2 separate regions of the Mus musculus genome follow, and region 2 is linked to region 1. A link is a loop called in an ENCODE intact Hi-C map of the cell type or tissue named here. Cell type or tissue: left cerebral cortex. All regions are shown on one strand. Links, peaks and the distances in the headings refer to the core of each region. The heading gives the core; the rest is flanking DNA. Region 1 overlaps Lncenc1 (long non-coding RNA, embryonic stem cells expressed 1). Region 2 holds the start of Gm5086 (predicted gene 5086).

Region 1 (5,380 bases), core at 267-5,266:
CTCTATGTAGCCCTGGCAGTCTTGGAACTTGCGTTGTAGACCAGGCTGGCTTTGAATTCAAAGACAGCCCTGCTTCTGCCTGTGCTGGGATTAAAAGGGTGAGCCATCACACCAGCTTGGGGATGGGGAATTTTAATCCTTCTCTTCCTCTCCCATGACATCAGGGCACAGGTGCTAAACTACCCCAGAGTCAGCAAGGTCAGCTTCATTTTACTGAGCTGTCACTCATACTGAAGGGGCCTGCCCTCCTGTGTCCGGTATGCAAAGCATCTTTCCTGGCCACTCCGGTAATCTTTGCAGCCTCAGCCTCATCAACTCTGCTTCATGCTGTTCAGTAAGTATGTGTGCAAGTGCTATAGGGAACAGACGCCTGTCGTTTGAAGAAGTCTCTGCCATATCTGCTGTCATCCTCTGCTTTCCCGCAAAATTAATGTTCTTCCAGATGCAAATTCCTTCCCGAGCCTCTCTACCTGTTAGTGGCATATGGCAGAAGATCTGAACCCGGGCCGGGGGCATGAAGACATCTTTGAGGAAGAGAGAAGGGATATTTTGTCTGAAAAACATAAGGATCCAGCAAACACCTGTGTTATGCGTTGTTCTAAATATGCAGTCTTGTGCTGATGTGTGTTTATGTGGTCAGGAGGAGAGACAGCATCCAGAGGGGGAATCTATATCCCATTATCCCCACCCAGACTCTAACCGGCATATCCCAGAAGCCCCAAGCTAGGGCTAATTTGGGACACTGAATGGATTCCTTGTGCAATCAAAGTCTATCTGTCCCAGAGGACAGGGAGTAAGCTGTGTGAGTTGAGTATGGTATGTCCCTGAGGGTGGTTTCCAGGCTATGTAGCCACCAACAGCCTGCTGACCCTACCACACTCACACTCAAACTCACATTCAGCATTTGCACAGAGAAGGGGCAGATTCACAAGTCACCGTCAGATTCTGTCTCTCAGAGCTGAAAAGAAGTGTGCTAGCCTCCTGTCCTCCTTCCTAAGCTGGCTGCTTAGTTTCTCATGTGGCTGAGTTGATTTTCTCGATCAGGCTAATTTAGACAAATTTTCCCGAAGCCGAGGGTAGACAGGGTTAAGATTAAAAATGGTTCTGACTTTTGACAACTGAAGGCCAAGAACCTGCCAGCCTCTTACAGCATGGGAAGCTTTAAAAAGCTGAGGAACAGGCCTGAGGTCATGTTTGGGTCAAAGACAGGAAGGACTGAGGGTAAAGTATTTTACCTTTCTATCTGGTACTTAATATGCCTCCTAATTGCAGGACATTCCTTAGGCATCGCCACACACGTAATTTCTGCTAATTGGCTTATGTAACACATGCATGATTATTGCTTTTCAATGGAAGCAACTCTGTGCATTTCCTGTGCTTCTTTCCCTAGTTCCGTACTCTGTGGGTGGTTTGGCCCCGGGTTTGGTGTTCCCTAGACCTTTCGATTCTGATTTTTAACTCCAAACATTTCTCCAAATTCTACGCAGTGTCAATGGAAAACAATTAGATAACGCAATCAACAGGCTGGAGAGAAGAAGTTTGGTTTGGAGTGAGAATCTCTGTGCAGTTAGCAAAATACAGTTACACTAATTTATATTGCTTGTATTCCATCTGCTTTCTGGTTTAAAACGTCTTGGATTGCCTCAGACTCTGTATATGTAATATTTTCCATTTACAAAAATGTCCTGCATCACCCATCAGCGCCCCCCCCCCGCTCTTTCTTTCTTTCTTTCTTTCTTTCTTTCTTTCTTTCTTTCTTTCTTTCTTTCTTTCTTTCTTTCTTTCTTTTTAAAGAGAGCTTTTGAAAACTGATACTGGCTAGTCTGTGATTTGGTTCTTGATCTTATAGGTAGAGCCTAACAAGATCATCGAGGGGGACTTTGAGGACTGAGATGTCTGTGTTGTGGACTCAGTGCAAATTCTACCCCAAAAGCCAGGAGCTTAGAGCCGCTGAGCTTTGCAGCAGCGCTCACGTTATTATCCAGAAAATTCCTCCTGCGCCTCTGTCTTTCTACCACCGACCCCTGGTTATGCTTTAATGCAAGCTGCCTACATGCCTTCATGGAACTGCTAATTGCTTTGGAGCCATAGAAGCATGGATGTTTATAAACTTTTTTTTCTTCCTTACTTGGGTTACAAAAGGATGGCGTAGGAATGGATGAAAATTGATGATTACAGGAAAATGTCATGCAAGCAACGGAAGTCTCTGGGATTCCCGGAGGCGAGGGGAATGGATGTAGAGAGTGGATGTAGGGGTGAAGGTGGGGGTTCTGTCTGAGGACATGGCACTTCAGGGGGTGGTTGTGGAGGTGGGACTGGGGGTGGTGGAGGTGAGAAAGTGGAGGCTCTCTCAGAGGACTTGGCTCTCTCAGTCTGCTTGTTTTCTTGCCAGCAGCTGGACAGTTCGCTTTTGTTGACAGTATTGGGAAAAGAAGGGAAGAATGCCACAGAGGCAGGAAGGGGGCTCATCGATTCCAGCTTCACTGCCTGGATTTTCACGGGATAAATAGGACTGTTTGGAAGGCTAATTTACAGGCCCTTTTTATGGTAATAAACATTGTTTAGAAGACAACTGAAAGTTCTTCGTCTTAAGACATGAGAAAGAATTCCTGTCTTGCCTCTTGGAACACAGCACTATTTATTTAGTTTACACTTTACCCTGCAAAACTGTCTTCTATGAACACGATGATGTCTTACATTTGCATGCTACTTTCTAGCTGAATTTCATGGGCGTTATTTCTCTGTTGAAGAGCATCTTTATGTTATTGGTGCAGGTGTAGGAATGAAGAGAAAAGCAATTTATATGGGAAACACGTCAAGATGGAGGACCTAGGGCCAGGTAAAAGGCTTGTGGCTATAAATAGCACCTGTCAGTTTAAGATACTCCTGACTTGCCTAGGAGATTTTCTGGACAAACCTCCTAGAAAGGAGCCTGCATGTGTTTTGTTGGAGAAGTCTCATCTTCTAGAAGCAGCACTTGTCCCAGAAATGCTCTACTGCTTCAAAGCTGCTTGAAGCCATGCCTAAGGTGTCGGCAAAGTGCCATGCACACGCCCTGGCTGGGCTCTACGGAAAGACCATCCAGTCATTACTATCGTCTCTTTGCCAGCTTAGCCTAGGGAAGGGCTCAAAGATAGATATTACTTCCAAATAGCAGCTTGGCTCTATTTTGGGGACTTTCAGTATTTCTATATTACCGGCTGACATTCTGAAAGAGTCAGAGACAGACAGGTTTGATGAGCCATGGAAAACATAAAGAACCTCAGGTTTGGTGTCTGTGTAGGGATGTCACTTTCCCTGTGTTTGACTACAGTGTGGAGCTCAATGTGGGGTTGCTGCTTCTCCAGCCTCTTAGGAAAGGTGACACTCCTTGAATGTGTAGGGTCAACGCTATCCTTACTTGAGCTTGACATATTCATGATTTTGTTGTGCCTTCCTGGTCAATTGCCAGAGTTTAATAGAATGCCCTAGAACTGACACTCCTTCTTCAATTGTAATGGGTAATACTGATTTCCTACTTTCCAAGCTCTCGGATCGCTTAGGAGACAAACCTTTGGCATATCTGTGAGGCATTTTTCTAGTCTGCATTAATGGAGGTGGAAACACCCACTTCCAATGTGGGCAGCGCCATCCACGGGGAAGCGGAACACGAGCACTCACCTCTCTGTTTCTCGACTTCGGATGAGATGTGACTCATGCGGCCGACGGGGCGGAGTAGGATGGTGTGACATTCTGTGATGCTACTCAAAATGATACATATCTTAAAACTTGAGAACTACTTATTTATAGAACCTTTCGTTTAAACATCTGAGAGGGTAGTTAGTCCCAGGTGAGGCGGCCTGTCAGAATGGAGAGCTCAGACGAGAAGGGGAACTACCTGGTATGAGTGTCAGGTCTGGAGGACTCAACCCTCATGAATGGAATTAATGTCTATTTGGATAACTGACAGATTCCTGCCTTCCGGAATAAAATGCACATTGCTTTGGGGAAAGTTTCAGGTTCATAAGTTCTTCATCCAGGGTCCTTTCAGTAGATAGGTGAGGGATTATCTGGAACAGGCAAGGGCCCTTAATGTCATTGTGCGTCATCATGCCAGTGTCTCTAAAACCTTACCTCTTAACCTCTCCTCATCTTTTACCAGTTGCTGGTCCTGTGATCCTCCTGGGACAGTAAAGCCACACAGGGCAGCAAGAGCAGCCTTTCTGTTGCCGGAGATATTCTGTGGGTATTGATTCGGCTCCCTCTGACTTACTTACAATGAGCTCCCAACACAATCGAAGTGATGTATAAAACCGTGAGGCTGGAGCTTCGGCCAAGCAGAGGCAGTATGCAATACATAAAAGCTGGAAGCCCCCCTTCCCCCCCCCCCCCCCCGCCGCGCTTCTGTGACACTTCCAGCTGGAAGATGAATCGGAGCCACACATTCCAGCTCTGCTTGGGTAGCACGGAAATATGCAAGCTGCAATCATCTAGGTATGCTCACTACAGCTAAAGTGGTGCTGTGGTGCCAGTGCCACGTGCCGCGAAGGCTGCCAGCGAGCATTTTTTCCAAGGACCGATTATTGGGAAATTCAGCCTTTCCTCCTCTCGCTCCCCAACCATTCATGGAAAGGTTGCCATGTGCCAGGAAGCCCGACTATTTCAGTCAGTCATGAAGCCATCTAAGCACAGGTGTTGGAAGAGGTCAGCCTTTGAGCCGTGATTTAATACTTAAAGGTTTGTGGATAGTACCTTTTACATTAGTTGCCTAAGTGTTAGAAGGGTCCCTAGTGTGGGGTGAACACGTCCTCATAGTTAAATCGGGAGGCTTTCTCTTAAAAGTGCTCAGTGTGGACCAAAAGTTACATAAGCGCTTTGCCTTAAAGGCTATCCAGTTGGTCTTTCACTTTAGTTCAGGCTTAAAGAACAAAAATAGCTTTCTGGTTTTGTCTCCTTCTGGACGAGTGGCCATCTGTTTACCGTTTAATATCACCAGCTCATGACTTTTCAAGGAACTGCGCAGGATTTCATGGTTGTGCATCAGGGACTTCCTTCCCCTAGTTCACTCTTCCACTGTGGTCCCTTCCACCGGGATAACACAAAAGCACTTCCCTGTCTCTTTTGGTTTATCTGTGACCTGCCCCCAAAAACACATATATGTTATTTTAACTCGGCAGTTCATAACCTGTGGGTCACGACCCTTGATGTGTCAGATATCTTGTATATCAGATATTTTCATTATAATTAAAAAACTGTAGCAACATTAGTTATGAAGGAGCAATGAAATCATCTTGTGGTTGGGTGTGGGGTGGGTCACCACGACATGAGGGACTGTATTAAAGGGCTGTGGTGTTAGGAAGGTTGAGAACCACTGCTCTGATCCCTTTTTTTTTAACATTCG
Region 2 (5,380 bases), core at 307-5,306, 69 kb after region 1:
TGTCATTTTCTATTTTTTAAAAAATAATTATCTCATTTCTAGAGATTAAATTCCAGAATAAATATAGACCTGTGATCCATTTTGCTTCATAACTCATTTGTGATAAAAGATTAAGACTATCAAGGTCACTTGTCTTCATGCCCTTGCTACCCATTCAGCCAAGGCTGGGGAAGCCCTGTGTGTGGATCGGAATATGCTGGGCACTGGGCCTCTGTGTTTGCAGCTGAGGAGAGATAAGAATGGCACACAGATGGCATATCAGTCTGTCCTGAAGCCATCAACTCAATGCATCAACTCAATGCAAAGACCTTCTGTTGTTGGAATTAGAGGAAGAAGATGCTTAGTGCTGTTGAGTGGCAAGAAAGAAAAGAGAATCATCAGAGAGGGGGAGCCCTTTCCCAGGAGCAGTAAGTTGTTTTATTCAACTAAATAAAAGCCCAAGGAAGTTTACTAGCAGATCCTAGGCAGATAGATAAGCTGAAGTCAGACTGCGGGTAGTTTCAGTGTCTGACTAAGAGACTGGCAGTGGGAAGCTAATAAAGAATCAGCTGAAGGCACCTGCAAATAGGGCCGTGCCTCAGAGTGATTAATGCAGCTGCTGTGTAGGGTGAACTCAAGTGGAGAAATGCAGCAGAGAGAGACATACATCAAGTATGAGGATATTGTAACAGACCAGATGAAAGACCAGATAGCTCTGAGTTAACAAAGGTGACACACAGGCTATGAGCTATTCCAAAATCAAAACCAGCAGGCTCTTGGATAACGTGGGTTTTGAGGAGCAATGAAGGGGAATGCAAAGCAAAGGGCTCACGTTTAAAAGAAGATGCCGAGATGCCATCTTGGAGTATGCAGTTGTGGTGGTTTGAATGTGCTTGGCCCAGGGTGTGGTGCTATTAGGAGATGTAGCCTTGTGGCTTTGTTGGAGGAAGTGTGTCACTATGGAGGTGGGTAATGAGACCTTCCTCCCAACCATGTGAGAGTCAGTCTTTTCCTAGCTGCCTTTGGAGCAAGAAGAGGAACTCCTCCAGCTCCATGCCTGCCGGGATACCCCCATACTCCCACCTTGATGATAATAGACTGAACCTCTGAACCTGTAAGCCAGTCCCAATTTAAATGTTGTCCTTTATAAGAGTTGTCTTGGTCATGGTGTCTGTTTAGAGCAGTAAAACCCTAAGACAGTAGTTGTTTGTTAGGACTATCCTGACAGAATAGCCACTTTCTACACAGCTCAAGATCACTGTTCTGAAGACTCTAAGTTCAAGATCAAGGTCCTGAGTGGAGCTAGTCAAGCCTTTCCTTCTGGCTTGAAAATGGCAACCTACTTGCCTTTCTTCCTTATGGTCTTCTCACGGTGTGAATACACCACTGATATTGCCCCTTGCCTCATTTCCTCTTCAGGCCATCCATCGGATTAATTAGGGCCCTGTCTCCAAAGACAGTTCCCTTTTAAAGAGGCTTTGACATATGAGTGACCCAGCTCAGCCTATGGTAAGTGAGGAGCTTGAGGTCCTGTGGACACATGGAGGTGTCTAGAAAGTGGCTTGAGGCATGGACTGGAGCATCGGGGACTGGAAATGGGAAGCTCAAGATCATGGAGCAAGCACATGAGATGAAGTCAGGAGAGAAGATCAGTCTCAGGTCACAGTGAAAGGCAATAAGAAGGTAACAATAGCTGTCGTGTGTTGATCTTACTATTTATCAGTTCAGGGCTAAGTCCTGTGCAGGCTTGGATCAATGGCTATGAAAGGGGGATCTTTACTGATGCCCTCAATATCATTTACCCTGAGTAGGTAAGGGAGCAGAAGTTTGTAAAGTGACTTTTTAAAGGTTTAATAAATAGTTCAGAGTAGGAGAAGCAGACTATAAAATTGTACGTCAAACGTCAAAGAAGATGCTTAAACTGTGAGACGCACTGAGACCAAGGAAAGCGAGCAGAAGGAAAAGAATGAAAGCAGAGGTAGGATGAGCGTTTGTGGAGGAGTTGGAGCACGTGTGAGAGGAAGAGGGAGGTCAGAAAGAAAAGCCAGGAGACCAGAGGACTACAGTGGAAGGTGACTGTGGGGCATAGGGATCAAGGCCAAGTACAGCAGAAGGCTAAGAATTAAAAATACACCCGTGGGCCGGGTAGCAGAGAGCTGCGGGTAACCTTTATGAGAGTTGGTGTTCTGCAGAGCTGGAGGCTGGTGACAGATGGCAATGTGTGGAAGGGAGAAAGGGAAGCGAAACAGAGGAGGAGGTGGCAAGCTTCGTCATGAGAAGGACAGAGAGCCGGCTGTGGTTGCAAGGGGAAGCTGAACCAAGGGAAATTTATTTTCAGAACGGGACAGAAAGCATCCGCAGTATTAGTTGGTAAGGAAGAGAAAACATAAGTTCTGAAGGTTAGAGAGAAGAGACAGTCCAATGAAACTTCTGCAGAGGTGAGGGGACAGGAGCTCAGGTCGAGGTGTGTTTCTGAAGGGACTCGGAGATGTGAGAGAACTCACTAAGGAAAGGTGATGATGGATGAGGCATGGGGTGAGCTCATCTGAACCAAGAGTTGCCTCACAGCAAATGAGATCTTCTGATGAGTTGGGTAAGTCTGAGGAGAGACTGAAGCACCTGCTGTATCAACCCATAGATTGCAGATGATACCTGAGTTTAACAGAGGCTCTGGTCAAACCGGCTCCGAGAATCTTCTGACACGAAAACTCTCTGGCATCTTATTTTGAGATGTCGAATGCAACACCATAGACTTCAACACAGTTTTTTTTTCAGCATGGTTTCTCTGAGGCAGAGTGGAGAATGCGAGTGCCTAGCAATACAGAAGCCACAGCTTGGGCTGGGAAGACTTGGGGCAAACCGAGGCCTGAGAATGGATTCAAGTGGATATAGTAGGATGTTGGGCTTCGTGTGAGCTCTCTATATACCTGAATATACACACCATTTCCAACCAGACAGTATTTAGGGAAGGGCTTCTATATAAAGAGCACTGTCAACTCTTGGGAGATGGCTGTTGTAAAGATTTTCTAGTTTGTCGTCATGCATTCTCACCTTTAACCTATGACAGAAGCACAGGCATGTGTAGAACCTGGACTAACAATGGCTAAGTGCTGGTCACATGCCTTCCCATATTGACTTTGCAGATGCTTTTAATTCTTTAGAGTTAGACTGGGTAATAACTAAATCACAGAATCAAGGTACTCAGCCACTAGCAATCTGTCTTGGTAACACTGAGAACCAATTAATTAGAAGGTAATTTAATAACATTGCCTCTACATCATCCACATGATATAGCTGAGGATGCTGGGCTTTTGGAAGTCACAGTTATTGTCTGGAGAAAGCCCAGGTATGAGTGTACTGCCCTGTGTGGGAGTAGGTCACAGATATGCAGCTGTTCTCTGGACCTTGTCCTGTCTCCTGAGAGCATTGCCCAATGACTAAGTGATGCTCTGTTTGGACACTGGGGTAATTCCTCCAAGGGAATTCAGTTCAGTCAAAGGAGAGCTCGGTTTAAGAGTTTGAATCTTGTATGAAGTAGATGTTGAAGTAAGAAAACAGAAGTAAGAAAACAGGTTTCACAGATGATGCAAGGTTGTGCACACCAGAAAAAAAGCCAGAGGGGAACAGGGATCCCGAGGCTGTGATATCTCCCAGGGCCAGGCAGTAGCTTAAGGCTGATTTCCTCCTTTAAGGTATATGTGGGTTGGTTCTCATGTATTGAAAATCAATCAGTGCTGGGGAAACTGTCAAAGGGTTTTCTTGGGTCTAGTATTGTAGCCAGGACCATGGCTTTATGCAGGCGAGCTTGCAGACAGTACTTGAGTTTACAGAGGCCAAGGTCAAACCTGTTTCAAGACTCTTCAGACACAAAACTTCTCTGGCATCTTATTTTAAGATGACGAGTGCAATACCATAGATTTCAACTTTTTTTTTTTAATGGAGCTAATAAAAATTCAGCACGGTTTCTCTGAGGCAGAGTGGAGAGCGTGAGCGCCTGGCTGCACGTGCTCCAAAGTAAGAGCTTTTTAGGCTGTTCCACAGGTGCATGATTTAAAAGTTAAACCCCATTGTCCTCAAATGAGAGACTATGGGAACACTGGATGGAGAAGATACTTGGAGGTTGTTTAGTCTGCGTGCAGTAAAAAGAAAGCCCAGGGCCTACATGGAGTTCTACCCAGGGTTGCCAGATGAGTAAGTAAATATGTCCCTGGTCTTCCTTTTGCCCAAGAGCCCAAAGACTTATTTATATTTACTACTTAGTGAGCACTTTCAAAATCGACTCAATATATCCGATAGACATTTAAATGCAAATTGAGACCCCAGAGAGGATTTATACAGGATGAGGGCTGGTACTATAACAGAGAGATGATCATATCAGAAATAGACTGAGGGACTCCACTGCTTTAATGCAAAGCTGACTTCCCTGCCAGCCAAAGCAGAAAGGAAAGAAGAGAAAACCAAATCAAACCAAACCAAACCAATAGCGAAACAACCATGAAGTCTATACAAGAAATGCTGAATGAGCGACCATTCCCTTTGAAAGCTTCTGGTTTTCAAGGAGGAAAGCTCCAAGAGGGACTTGTTGAGTGTGTTATGGTATGATACTGGCAGCAGCTAAGTTTGCGTTGCTGTACTCACAGTATCTGATAGAAGCAACTTTATTTGGGGTCAGCATAGTTTCATTCCATCATGGCAGGAAAAGCGTGGCACAGTCACTCAGCTCATGACCAGGAGCACATGGCGGAGGCCGTTCATCTCACAAAGACCAGGGACCAGAGCCTAACTGGAAACATCTGTGGTACCAGAGCCTCAGTGCCTATTCTTAGTGACTGACTCAGCTACCTAGGTCCTAGCTCCTAAAAGCTCCCTGAATAGCACCGCCAACTGGGGAACCAACATCAAAGCCATGAGCCTGATGAGGGCTATGCATGACAATGGATAATAACAGCCAGCTCTATGACTGCTGTTTCCTATATTGACTCTTCAAATATCGAACATGATCCACAGTCGCACTGGTGGAAAAGAATTCTAAAGAGAGCTTGATGTAGTCTGTGTGTAAATGCCTTTGTGGTTTGACTTGAAGGACAGATTGGCTTGTCACTTCTATCCAAGGAAGTCCCTAGCTTGATGTGACAGGCAGGAGCCAAAGTCATAAGATGAACAGTGCAATGAAAGGTGCTCATTTTACTCAAATGTGGGAGTGGAAGGAGACAAACTTAAGGAGCTTAACTGGTACAGAGAATACTACACGATGAAAGGAACCTGGCTATATAAAGATGCATGGTACATAACCCCAAATCAGAAGGGTTTGGGGTGTTTTTAGATGGAATCTCTGAGGGAATTTCTTCTCCCAGCAAGGCACTTCAGACTGTGATCCTAGACATTGATATAAGTACATATT

What was found. Peaks named below come from ENCODE experiments on the same cell type or tissue, not always from the same donor. Only the 100,000 strongest peaks of a DNase experiment are listed, where the experiment ranks them.
Region 2: a loop joins it to region 1, with 4 times the contacts of the local background. A loop is called at or near these places in 3 of 42 quality-filtered maps.

What each region holds. Positions count from the first base shown.
Region 1 is chr13:97,489,015-97,494,394 of GRCm38, forward strand. The region is part of intron 1 of Lncenc1 (long non-coding RNA, embryonic stem cells expressed 1); the gene reads left to right. Among named protein-coding and RNA genes, the nearest start is that of Gm41030, 36 kb to the right of the region's middle. In left cerebral cortex, for the core only: no CTCF peak of the experiment used is centred there; DNase peaks (open chromatin) are centred at 3,112, 3,684, 4,531 and 4,815; H3K27ac peaks cover 2,983 bases.
Region 2 is chr13:97,557,635-97,563,014 of GRCm38, forward strand. Gm5086 (predicted gene 5086) reads left to right here and starts at 2,366. Exons shown (of 3, transcript NR_046157.1): 1 at 2,366-2,572. In left cerebral cortex, for the core only: a CTCF peak has its summit at 4,899; DNase peaks (open chromatin) are centred at 2,192, 2,732 and 4,776; H3K27ac peaks cover 5,000 bases.